Linked DNA regions of Homo sapiens: region 2 is linked to region 1. A link is an interaction called in ENCODE POLR2A ChIA-PET data of the cell type or tissue named here. Cell type or tissue: endothelial cell of umbilical vein. All regions are shown on one strand. Each heading gives the region's core, and the rest is flanking DNA. Links, peaks and the distances in the headings are about the cores only.

Evidence for each region. ChIA-PET counts read pairs that join two places held together with the same protein. Peaks named below come from ENCODE experiments on the same cell type or tissue, not always from the same donor. Only the 100,000 strongest peaks of a DNase experiment are listed, where the experiment ranks them.
Region 2: POLR2A ChIA-PET joins it to region 1 with 5 read pairs; 2 of 35 experiments call an interaction of 5 or more read pairs at or near these places.

What each region holds. Positions count from the first base shown.
Region 1 is chr7:16,658,603-16,665,575 of GRCh38, forward strand. It overlaps BZW2 (basic leucine zipper and W2 domains 2), which reads left to right. Exons shown (of 12, transcript NM_014038.3): 2 at 6,835-6,899. The coding sequence starts at 6,842. Among named protein-coding and RNA genes, the nearest start is that of BZW2, 16 kb to the left of the region's middle. In endothelial cell of umbilical vein, for the core only: no CTCF peak of the experiment used is centred there; a DNase peak (open chromatin) is centred at 2,549; H3K27ac peaks cover 405 bases.
Region 2 is chr7:16,531,254-16,538,226 of GRCh38, forward strand. LRRC72 (leucine rich repeat containing 72) reads left to right here. Exons shown (of 9, transcript NM_001195280.2): 2 at 1,242-1,315; 3 at 6,374-6,443. Among named protein-coding and RNA genes, the nearest start is that of LRRC72, 7.9 kb to the left of the region's middle. In endothelial cell of umbilical vein, for the core only: no CTCF peak of the experiment used is centred there; no DNase peak of the experiment used is centred there.

The DNA of each region.
Region 1 (6,973 bases), core at 650-5,649:
GCAGTGGCTTATGCCTGTAATCCCAGCACTTTGGGAGGCCGGGGTGGGCAGATCATGAGGTCAGGAGATTGAGATCAGCCTGTCCAACATAGTGAAACCCCGTCTGTACTAAAAATACAAAAATTAGCCGGGCATGGTGGCGTGCAACTGTAATCCCAGCTACTTGGGAGGCTGAGGCAGGAGAATCACTTGAACCCAGGAGGTGGAGGTTGTAGTGAGCCAAGATCGCACCACTGCACTCCAGCCTGGGCAACAGAGCAAGAATCCGTCTCAGAAAAATGTATATATATATATATATTTATATGTTGCTGTCATTTCCCTATTCCTTTCATTCTTATCCTGAATAATATAAAAGAATAAAAATAACTTAAAAAAAAAAAGCATTAAACAGGATCAGGTGAGGAATCCCAGCAATTTGGGAGGCTGAGGCAGGAGGACTGCTTGAGCTCAAGAGTTCGAGACCAGCCTGGGCAACATGGCGAAACTCTTAAAAACTAAAAAAAAACAATAAAAAAAGTATATTCTCCTCAAAAATGTATATATTTTCCAGTGAAGAACTTTAATGGTGGACTCTTTACTTGTGCCAACTATCTACCTTATAAAGAGTTATTAAAGCCCAAATAACTCGTGTCATGTTTTGAATTTTAATTTTTTTTCAATTATTATAAATACTACAACTTTCATAGTATTTGTTAGTAATTAAGCTTTTTGTACTGGCTGAGTGATTTTGAGTAGGCAGAGGCTGTTACAAAATCATGATAAGGATATTAAACAAGCTAATGTTATTTCAGGCAACAAATTGTATAGTGTTATTATAGGCATATAGTTAGTTTGTTGCTTAGAGTGTCAATAATTTAAACTTTTAGAACCAACTTAATTATTTTTTGTTTCTTTGGAGAGAATGATAATACAATGTTATCAACCCAAAAGATTCCTAGATTCCTTTATTTTCTGTAAAGGATTTTATGTTACTTGTTCTTTTAATTTTAGCATTAATGGAAAGGAAAATGTTGTATAGTTATGGGTAATTTTTAAAGTTTATTTTAATAGTAGATAATTTTACTCATTTAAAATATAGAATAAAAGGTAATTCTTGAAACTTGTTATTAAATACAAAGTACTTCATGAGAACACTGCAGTGAAGTGTCTCAATTTTATTGAGTTTTGTGTGTTGTTATTATATCTTTATGAAACGTTTTATACTTTGGGAATGATATTGTTGCCCTATAATTTTTGTTTTTATTTTTTTATTTTTTTTTTTATTATACTTTAAGTTCTAGGGTACATGTGCACAACGTGCAGGTTTGTTACATATGTATACAGGTGCCATGTTGGTGTGCTGCACCCATTAACTCGTCATTAACATTAGGTATATCTCCCAATGCTATCCCTTCCCCCTCCCCCACCCCACAACAGGCCCCTTCCTGTGTCCACGTGTTCTCATTGTTCAGTTCCCACCTATGAGTGAGAACATGCGGTGTTTGGTTTTTTGTCCTTCAGATAGTTTGCTGAGAATGATGGTTTCCAGCTTCATCCATGTCCCTACAAAGGACATGAACTCATCCTTTTTTATGTTGTTGCCCTATAATTTTTAGACTCCAAAGTCTTTTTTCCACCTTGGGCAACATGGGGAAACCCTGTCTCTATCAAAATATATAAAAAATTAGCCGGGCCTGGTAGTGTGCCTGTAGTCCTAGCTACTTGGGAGGATCTTTTGAGCCCACGTGGTCGGGGCTGCAGTGAGCAGATATCACACCCCTGCATTTTAGCCTGGGTGACAGAGCGAGACTCCATATTTAAAAAAAAAAAAAAAAAGGTCTTTTTTTCCTAAAGTCTTAAACAGTATTGACTGCACACAGAGTGTTACTTTGGAATGTGGTAATTTTTCTTTTTTCCTCACTCTAGCCACCTGGCTTTGAAATTTGTGCAGACTACTCTTCGAGCTACTTTATTTGAAAAATATTAATTAAAAATTTCTATTCTTTAGATGTATTTTTATCTTTGTATCAAATTTAAGTGTTTTGGGACATAAGAATTGCACAGCCTAACATAAGTAACCATTAGCCACACTGTTTAAATTTAGTTAATGGAAATAAAATAAAATTAAACATTTATTTGTCTAGTCACTAGCCGCATTTCAAGGGATCAGTAGTGGCTACTATATTAGATAGTGCTGATAGAGAACGTTTCCATCATCACAGACACTTCTATTGGATACAATGCGCTAGAATAGGAGTTCACAAAGGACCTCCTGGGGGTCCAATCTGGTCCACCACTTGTTGTGTTAATATGAAGTTTTACTGGAATACAGCCATGACCATTTGTCTGCATATTGTCCATGGCTGCTTTCACACTGTAACAGCAGAATTGAGTGGTTGGAACAGAAACCTTATATCCCTCAGAGAGAGTAAAATATTTTTCTTTTATTTCTTTACAAAAAATGTTGTGTTCCCTGCTTTAGAGTATATATGCTCATAAAGTTGTTTGAATAACATATGCATAGCACATGTTAGTAATATAGCATGTTACGTAAGGCAGGTTATCATAGTTCAAAGATGAGTCATACCAGAGCAGTCAAAAATAGAATCTAAGACCAAAGTGCTGGATAATTAGACAGGAGCAGTCATTCCCTTGTAGGGACAACTAGAAGGTAAGTCCTCTGGTAGATCAGTTTCTTTCCAAAATGGAGAGAACTAAAGAAGAGTCCCAGGTAAGACTGATCAGTCTACATCGAAGGTGCTAATCCACTTAAGGTGGGCTGGGTAACTGGAAGGATTAGTGCACAGTTGCTATGAGATGCATCTGTGCCAGTGTGGCTCATTGTCACACCTGGGCCCAGAGTCTCATTGCAAGTTAAGGGACCGAATTTGAAAAAGATGCTAGGACAGTTAGAAGATTAACAGACTGAGGTAGGTAACAGAAATAAATGTAATAGGTTAGACCTAAAAACCTTTCAATTTACACTTAAAATAGGAATTTATGCAAAAGTGTTCGATTCATTAATATAGTATCAAGTTTCTAAATATTTGATTGATTGGATCATTTTAGTATTCTTATCGCCTTCTTTTACCTTGTGGAGTATCCAAGAAATGTAGTCTCTTAGGTGACATGTGAAATACTTAAGTCCATTTTGTTTACCATTTCACATACAATTTTAATATTATTTTAAACCATGGAACTGTTCCATTTTGGTAGAATATGTGTGTATTTTGTGTGTGGCTTATAGTTTTTAAAACAGAAGCCAAATTGTCATGATGCATAGGTTGTACCACCATGGGGATTTGTCTCTGAGGATACTGTTAAACTTTTATTTTTTTAAACTTAAGTATTTTTAGTTATTAGATTTGAAAATACATTGTAGGGCAGTGTACTAACAGCCTTTGACATTGGCCTAATAGAACTGTCTTTGTTATCTTCCTAGGTTGAAGCGAGCAGTTTCTTATTCAAAGTGTCCTTGCTTCTCTTAGGCCAGGGCTTTTATAAGGGCTTAGTGAGTACCTTATAAAGGCTGACCCTTACTGGAGCAGATTATAGTGTAGCATGAAGAGCTAAATTTAGAGGGAAGTGGGGCCTCTGCTCCAAATAGTAACAGCTAAAGGATAGACACTCTTGGAGAGCAGAATATCTTTATTTAGTCTGTCACCACCAGTGGGTGAGTTTTTGTTTGTTTGTGTTAATTTTGGGTGTTATACCAAAGTCTTTGCATACATTTTTATGTTTACATGTTATCATGTGTTTCTCCACATGGAATGTATCGAGGGTATGAAAAGTAAGCCCACATACCTGGGTTATAAAGAAACAAACTTTTATGCTTAGAAAGGAAGTAAGTATAAAAGCTAAACATTTGAAAATAGAGTAATTCTTTCATATGCTGTGTTTGGTGGTACTTCTCCATTAACAGAAAAAAGAAAAACAAGGTGCAAAGAGTTAATTAGGGAATTCCATGAGTTTGTGTTCTAAACCCCAAAACAAAACTTTTAGGAAGGACTCACACTTTAGAATTTTTGAAATTACAAATTAAAAACCATTTTTAGCCTGGCACAGTGGTGTGCGCCTGTAATCCTAGTTACTCAAGAGGCTGAGATGAGAGAATTGCTTGAGTCCAGGAGTTTGAAGTCACCCTGGTCAACATAGTAACACCCTCATCTCTAAGGAGGTAGAGAGAGAGAAAAAAGGAAGGAAGGAAGGAGAGAGAAAGAAAAAGAAAGGACGGAAAGAAAGAAGAAAAACATCTTTGGCAGAGAAGTCTGCTGGAGAGATTTCTGTCCAGTTGAGCTACATTCTTTTTGCATCTTGGTACAAGACCCAACACCCAAATTCTTGACACATATTTTTCTTTGCTAACACAAATATATTTTGTATAATATTTGTGTTTGGGAGATATGGAGACAATAATATGTATATCATCATCACTTTTGCAACAATAAAGTATTGGCTGATTCAGAGTGAATCTGTTTATAATGCCAGCAGGAAAGTTTCTGAATGAAACTTTTGCAGTGAATATAAATGATGCATTAGAAGCTCTATTTTCAACATCCATCAAATGAAATGGGAATTCATTGATTAAGTTTATAGCATTTGTAATGATTTCGATATGTTGCTGTTGCCCCCATACACATAAGCAATCAATTACTTTATTCTTACACTGGTCTGTGTTTCTACTGTTTGAACTATTACATTGTGTTGCAAATGTTTGAATTTTATCCTTCCTAGTGAGTTTCTCGAGGGCATGGATTCTGGCTTAATAACCTTTGTATCCCCAAGCGTGATGTATTAAGTTCATTTTACTTTATAGGGTTGGCAAAAATTATTTCTCAAGCCATGTAATTACTTTTTTTGTTTTATGTGACTTTTGATTAGTTTCTCTTCTAAAATAATGATTAACTTGACGTTTTCAATAATAAACAGATTTTTTATTATGTGAAGCTACAAGTTTCTCTTTTATGTGTAAGAAGGAAAATTTGGTACATAAATAATTTTTTCATGTTCTTAAGGATTTTTTAAAAAAAACTTTTGGGAGTAATTAAATTACTTGAATAATGTAAATTTTTTATTGTTTGATGGTATAAGTAATTAAGGAAATCTAGACATTTCCAAGTGAATATCTAAAAGCTTTGGAAGGTAATTAAATAATTTGCTTGAATAATGCATGTTATATTGAATGTTTGGACTTCATAATTGAAGCAATCTAGACATATTTTCAGTTTATAATATTTAAGTCAGCAAGCATATTCTCAGTTTTTAAGAAGTCTTGTGGAGCAGGCCTTACATTTTTTCAAAGATAATATATTGCAATTTTTAAATTGTGTATTAAATCCAGTAAAATAGTATAAAGTACTCAAATCCCTGTCCATTAAGGTAAACCAAAAAGATAAAAAATCTATTAACAGTTTCTTGTAGCCTTCTTAAATTGTTATTGCATAGAAAACCATATATTCTATACACCCTCCTTTTAACCAAGTACTTTACATTCTTTTATTCAGCTTGCTTTTTTCCACTATCAATATCCCTTGAGCATCTTTCCATAACAGTCCAGCAACTTATTTGAAAAGTATTTATTATATGTTTATACTTTGCTCAATATAAAAGATACAGAATGGAGGAGCTAAAGGAGCTCTATGGAATAAAAACCTACAAGGTTCCTGTCCTAGTGGAGGTTACACTCATGGAGGGTATAGACCCCAGACAAAGAGATAATAATAAAATGGCAGGCACTGCTAAAGAAAAACAAAGCCAAGTAAGGAGAGCTAGTGACAACAGGCCACTTTGGTGGAGATGGTCAGAGAAGACCTCCATTTTCAGGGAGGCATTTGAATGATTGCAAGGAGATAGCCATGTGGACAGCTGGGGACGATCTTTCCTGAAAGAGAGGCAGGAACAGAGCCTCAGAAGCCAGACCTTATCTGGCCTATTGGAAGAACAACAAAGAGATCAATGTGACTGGAACTCAATGAGCGATGAGACGAGATGTGTATTGAACATACATATACCGTCAGAAAGGTAGCCAGGATCAGAAATGTGGTACAGTTAGATCTAATTCTTGCTTTCATAAAGCTTCGTGGTGTTCCACTTGGTGCCTAAATTATAACTTATTTGAGGACATTTCATGTTCCATTTTTTATGTATACAACAATGCTGCAACTAAATCCTTTTACATATACAAGTATATTTGCATTCTTGTGTGAATATAGCTACAGGATAAATTCCTGGTAGAGTACTGCTGGACCAAGGTTATGCCCATGTAAATGTTTATAGTAAATACTCACCAAAATTTTCCTCAAAGTATTTCATGGAGTTTAACCTTTACATCAAAGTTGGTGTCTGTGGTTGTTTTTCCTATGTCCTTTGCCAACACTGAGTATTAGTAAACTTTAAAATTTTTGCTAGTCCAAGTTAAAATTAGATCTCATTTTTAAAAGTGTATTTATGCCGGGCGCCGTGGCTCACGCCTGTAATCCCAACAGTTTGTGAGGCCAAGGTGGGTGGATCACAAGGTCTGGAGTTCAAGACCTGGCCACCATGGTGAAACCCCGTCTCTACTAAAAATACAAAAATTAGCTGGGCGTGGTGGCTCACGCTTGTAGTCCCAGCTACTCAGGAGGCTGAGGCAGGATAATCACTTGAACCCGGGATGCAGAGGTTGCAGTGAGCTGAGATCACACCACTGCACTCCCACCTGGGCGACAGCGAGACTCTGTCTCAATTGAAAAAAAAAAAGAGGCATATTCAGTAATGAGTGAGGTTGAACATATGTTCAACCAAACTTATTGGCCATATGTTTTCCATATAAACTGCTTATCTGAAATACATAATCTTTATTTTCTTTGTTTTCAGAAATTTTATGAATAAGCATCAGAAGCCAGTGCTAACAGGCCAGCGGTTCAAAACTCGGAAAAGGGGTAGGTTGTGTGTGTGTGTGTGTGTGTGTTTAAAGTTGTAACCAAAATATAAGATTGGAGAAGAATCTGAATGA
Region 2 (6,973 bases), core at 746-5,745, 130 kb before region 1:
ATGGGTTTTTCCAAGCCCCAGGTCGGCTTGTGTAACTGGATAACAAAGCACCCTGATGGCAATGCCTAAACCTGAGCCTATGAATGCTCCAAGCCCCTAGATTCAGCTTGCTTATTAACAAGGCATCAAGGGAAGTTCAGGACTATACATTTGCAGCTGCTCTCCATCACTAGCGTACCTATCTTCCTCATTTCTTTAAATATGTTCATTGCACTAAATATAACTCCTGTTAAAGTCCTCTACCAAATAGCAAAACCACTGTCAAAATTTCATATATCACCCAGAAAGATTTATAAGTCATTATAACCTCACCATTCATAACAAATCCCAGCTAAAATTCGGTGATTGTTTTGACTCTGATAATTACAATGTTTGTCAGATTCCAGGATTGCAAAGATTATACTTTTCACTTTTGTCATGTCTTGTGAGCTCTACTTTCTCATGGAAAATTACAGACAGACTTTACTTTTTTCATATTATTTTAGGTCATGTGGCCTATTAACATTATTTTATAATTTAGCAAAGGACTTTAAGAAAAAAAAGTAAAGCATTTAAATAGCTGTTGCTAAAGTTTTATTTTTAAAACAGAGCTATGGGAATAAAAGCTGCTTCTCCACCAAAAATTCTCACAGCATGAGTATGTTAGCAACTCATGAGAAACGAAGTCACTGCTGCTTGCCAAGCAAGGGAAAATGTATTTATTCATTTGTTCAGAGAAAAATGACATGTATTCATTCATTTCACATTTTCTGAGAATTTACTGGGTGCCAAGCATAATGTGATAGGCACAAAAAAGAATGTCCTATAATAACATACATTTTATCCTACTCTCTCCACCTCCAACCCTGATACTGCATGAATTCTCTATAGGAAACCTATGAAATACTAATTCTTCATGTTCAAAGAATCATTTAAAAATAGTTCTTTAAAGACCAAATTACCTTGCCTCATACAGAATAAAAAAAACTTGCTTTTGGTGTATACGTACACATACATATTTTTTTCTCTCTGATTAAAAATTATTTAAACATCTGTGCCCAGGATTAAGGATAATGAAATTCAACCACAAAAATGAGTAAATAATATATAATTGTAGCCTTGGAATTTATCAGTTTAGAATGGTTACCTCCATATTCACCTTTCTTTTGATCTTCTTGTAGACGTTATTGTTACTGACTGCAAGTGCCTCAGCACTTTTGTTCATTGGAATGTAGTTTGACAGATTAATTATATGTTATCAGGCAGTTGAAGATCAGCTAAAGATATGTGGCCACAGGAGGGATGCTGATGTCTTTGAGCTGTTCCTTTCTAAAAAGTAAGTGTACTTAACATAAAAAATGAAAGAGTATCATGTTATCATGATCATGTTAAAATGTTTCACAGATTCAAATGTTATTTTCCATTTTTCCCCCTCAAGGACTGGGTAGGACTCCAATTATTTTACCACTTCCTGGAATCCACAGTTTTCTATTGGAGAGACAAGATACTGAAATTGATTAAAAAAAAAAAAATTATGGAGACAGGCTGTTTGAATCCCAGCTCTGTCTCTTCCAGCTGGGTGATCTTGGGTATGTCATATAACCTCACTATTAGGATTGTCAGATTTAACAAATAAGTATATAGGACATCCAGTTGAATTTGAATTTCATAGAAACAACGAATATAATTTTAGTTAGTATAAATATGTCCCACATAGTAGTTGGAAAATTCACTGTTTCCGTGAAATTCAAATGTAGCCCGATATCCTGTATTTTATCTGGCAACGCTATTCCCTGGGCATAATTATACTACCTCATTCTCAGGGTTGTTGTGAAGCTTAGGTGAGTTAGTAAAAGTTAGTCAAAGTTACTGGTACACAGCAAGCACTCAATGAGTATTAGTATGGTTAACATTATTACTATTATTAGGAATCATTATACCACATACTATGATAATGAACTCCATTATACTACAACCTCTACCAATCCCCATACCAGTTTTACTGGTAAGTAGAAAAATCCCTCTCTTATATCAACAGACCACTTTGATTCCACTCGAACTCCCCAAGGTGGCAGACAACAAATTGGGTTTTTCTATAGAGTAGAATGAGATAGAACCCAGGTATGAGAGGAAAAGGGAGTTATAAATAAGATTAGACTCTGATACCACAGTTCTCACTGGCCGATAAATGACACTGAAGTTTGCATTTTAAGCACAATGACCCTATTCCTACATTTTGTCCCCCTTACTTTGTGCTTTTTAATGCCTCTGAATTCTGTGTATTATTTTTAAATAGGCTTGACGTATTTTTGCTCATATGTAATCTTTGGAACTCAGCTTCTTGTAAAGAAAATGCCTTAGTTTATCAACAAATTTAATCACTTATTTCTAGTGATTTGGGGAAATCCTTTATTATTAAACATATTTATTTTATTATAAATAAATATGTTTATCAGTACAGAGAAAAGTGTTTACCTTTGTAATGGCTCTGAATCTCTTGGTAGTAAAGGAATAAATTGATAACCAGTTTGAAATGTTTAAAAATATATTTTTTAGTATGGAACAGGTATGGTAGAGCATTCTGACACATTTAAGGTCATGCTTTGAGCCTCTCGATATAGGTCAGTTAGTTTTAAAATAACAGTAAATATTTCATGTGGTCAAAAGATTGCATCTTTCATGATTTTGACAATTGTATACTATTGATCACTACAGTAAGTAGATAATAAGAGTAGCTTTAAAATACTAGAAATCTGAGATATTGATCACCTGACAGTAGATAATTAATCGACTCCTTGTGAGAAGGATAACACCTTTTACATTTTAAGGACACTAAGTTACCATTTCATCCAGCTGTGGACAAAAACTATTTCCCAGTCCAGATGCCAATACACTGGTATACTGAGTTATTTACCAAGTTTCTCTTGACTCTGGGAAATGGAAAGCATCTTATCGATGTGTTCTTGAGTGATCATGGAGAACATACATTGTAACAAGATGTTGATAATTATTGTCAGCATGAGTCATAGCCATCATTAGTAGAATTACCTCTCATTATCCTTTGACTGGCCTCACCTTATAATGTAACAGCCCATTATTGATTTAGGACAGGTTTATGTGCAGAATAAACCCTTCTGACGTGAAAGAGTTAAAGTACCCTTGAAAAGTGAATTTATATGATATCAGATGTGGGCTCGTAAAAGTTTTTTAAAAATTAAATTTTAAAAAAGAAAAATGAAAATGAATTTATTACATTACCTAATCAATGAAAATTCAACATTGATATTACTGCTACAAGAAAAAATTAATGACAGTAACTTGACACAGTTAATACTTTAAAGTTTTAGTGTATTAAAACAACTTTCGCGCCACTGCACTCCAGCCTGGGTGACAGAGCGAGACTCAGTCTCAAAAAATAAAATAAAATAATAAAATAAAATGAAATAACTTTTATGGGAAATCCTCTGAGTGGGGCATGAGATACTCTGATGTAGCCATGTAATGATTTCTTTATTATTTATCATAGGAACAGATGAAGTTAATGTACTCTCACTATCGCCCCATGTAATAGTTAGGGTGCCCCAAGGTCCAAGTACTCTTTCCCTGAAATAAGCTACATATATACAGTGAGAGAGGAGAATGAATTATTATTTGTGCAAATTTCCTACTAAAAATTGCTTTGAGGCCAGACGTGGTGGCTTACGCCTATAATCCCAACACGTTGAGAGGCTGAGACAGGTGGATCACCTGAGCCCAGGAGTTTGAGACCAGCCTGGGCAACATATGAAACCCTGTCTCTACAAAAAATTAGCTAGGTGTGGTGGCATGCACCTGTGGTCCCAGCTACTTAGGAGGCTGAGGTGGGAGGATCGCATGAACCTAGGAGGTGGAGGTTGCAGTGAGCCGAGATGGAGCCACTGTACTCCAGCCTGGGCAACAGAGCCAAACCCTTTCTAAAAAAGAAAAAAAAAGTTGTTTTGGAAGAGTCTGAAATACTTAGTTGTGCCAGGGAAGTGCTCAAAAACTAATGGTACATATCAAAGAGACACACAATTCTGCTTGAAATGTCTTTTATAAGGGAGAATTTGATAATTGTTTTAAGTGATAAAGGATTAAGTAAAAAACTCTTGAAAATTCAGGGAAGGTGGGGAGGAGAATGAATGAGATAGAAGAGGAGGGAACAGATGTTCATTACAGAAGAATAGCAGCTAATAAATGTTAAAAGAATAAGAACATTAGGAAAATCATTTTTTATAATCCCAAATCTATTGGCTCAGGTAAGGATCATCAATTGAAGCTAAAGCTATTGAGTAAAGAGTTGTCAGGGAGCAAGATACACACATGATCTCAGATATTTGCCTCATGTATGACTTTCCAATTATAAAATTTGTACTTTTACAGTGGCAAGAACTGGCAGATACCCTCTTAACCAAATGACTGAATTTAGCTTCATCAAGAGTGGGGCAGACTGACGTCATTTGGATCCTTATGTGATTCAGTAATTACCACCCATGTAATTGAGAAGTAGACGTGATCTTCCTTGCATTTGATCAATAGGAAACAATCCAAAAAATCAATAATGTGAGACATTCTACCAGACAATTATCCTGGACTCTCCAAAAAGCTAATGTTTTCTGGTTTTTTTGTTTGTTTGTTTGAGATGGAGTTTTGCTCTTGTCACCCAGGCTGGAGTGCCATGGCACGATCTCGGCTCACTGCAACCTCTGTCTCCTGGGTTCAAGTGATTCTCCTGCCTCAGTCTCCTAAGTAGCTGGGATTACAGGCATGTGCCACCACACCCAGCTAATTTTTGTATTTTTAGTAGAGACGGGGTTTCACCATGTTGGCTAGGCTGGTCTCAAACTCCTGACCTTAGGTGATCCATCCACCTCAGCCTCCCAAAGTGCTGGGATTACAGGCATGAGCCACCATGCCCAGCCCAAAAAAACTAATGTTAAGGGAGAAAAAGGAAAGAAGATGATTACCTTTAAAAAGACTCAAAGGTTATACCACCCCAAAATGCAATGCATGAATGTTAATGGGATACAGGATTTAAACAAACCAAAAAAAATGTAGGAACAACAGGGAAAAATTTGAACATGAATGGCATATTAGATTACATTACTGAATTCAATTTCATCTTCTTAGGTGTGAGGATGGTATGGTGGTTGCACAGGACAATGCCCTGATATAGGAGATACACATGCTGAACTCCTTAAGCTAAGACACCTGCAATAAGCCTGCAACTTTATTTTCAAATGATTCACCGAGAAAATTATCAACCAATAAATATATAAATTAGATAGATAGTATGAGCATGTGACAATATGTTAAAAATTACGATGGTTATACAAGTGGTCATTGTACTATTCCTTCTTTTCTCAGGTTTGACATTTTTCAATATAAAAAGTTGGCAAAAAAAAGGTTTATTTTGTTTAGAAATGGTTGCATGCTTTCAAAAAATGTATGTTTTTATAAAAATTAGAAAAATATTAGTCCTTCAGTGTCCCAAGGTTAAAAATAATTGTGATAAAATTTTGCCATAAATGAATTAATATCTGTAATAATAATAAATATTGATATTTTTATGCTTTGAAAAGTACCTGGCACACAATACGTGATCTATAAGCATTTGATAAATAAACAGATACGTACATGTATACTTACTTGGGTTCCACAATTTCTGCCCTGAGAAATAAGAGATCCAACTACTCCAGGCCACATCAATCAAATGGACCAACTATCCTCAGACAGTGCCCTCTCCCAAACCCACATCTGCCCCTTTGATGAGTGAGCTGCCTTAGCAACAAGAACCAAGACCACTTGGATAGGTGGAATCTCACACAGTTCAAGAGAAGTGGGTAATATTTTAATCCTATAATTAATAAATAAAGGGAGAATAAAGCACTTCACACAGTGTCTGTCTCTTGGTGTCCTGCAATTTCCATCTGAGTCCAGTCTGGCCAAATACTTCAAGGTTATTGCCCCACACTAATAACCCCACAGACAATATTGAAGCAGGACCCAGCTACATTTCCCACATTTACTTGAAAGTACAGTATCAGCTTCACTTTTTTCCTTTGTCCTCTCCCCAGTAAAACTTGTTTTGAATTAAGGTTCCAATAAATTCAGCCATAATGAGGTGTAAATTTTTGCTAATGTGATAAAGTGCTCCCTTTCAAGTATCAGCTTCAACTAGCTGACAAAATCTTAATCCAAGTGAATGAAGTTATAATGATGGAATTTCTGAAATAAGCAGGTGAGTGTGCCAATAATTTTGAAAGGACAAAGAGAGGCCTTTCTAGTTACTACGAAGCCATACTAACTACATGCCCAGACTTACCTATGTGTGAACTAATTGTTGCTAATGTTCACATTTTTTTTTTCTTTCCAGGGAACTGACAGAGGTCATTGATCTTTCTAGGTTTAAAAAATTAAAATACTTATGGCTTCATCATAACAAGGTAGTGTTTTATTTTATCTTTCAATTACTAAAATTAAACTACTATCTTAATTTTGTATTCCTAATAGAGCTAATCTTTAAAAGTATTAAAATTTTTGCTTAAAATTTAAATTGAGCTAAGAAACCCATATAAAACATATATATCTGGTACATATATATATATTTGGTATACATACACATATACACACATGAGATACATTGAATAAGGGCAATCTGTGAGGTGCTATCAAATTGCAATTTTACTTTTGTCTCCCACGTCCTATCAAATCCACTTAGTGGAAGCTATTCCTACTTGGGCTCCTGAAAGAAAACCTGGGCAGCCCCATAACCTTTTTCATCTCTCTTAGGTAATACAAAATCTTACAGCCCATTGAGTCATAGTCATAGTCCCAGTTCATAAATGAGAATATAATAGCCAACTGTCAATCTTCAATCACAAATAAGATATGCCCCCATCTATATCCAGCTATGGCTGACTGCAGAGGGCCACCTGCCTTCTTTATTAACTAGAAAGCCATGGTTGGCTGTTTT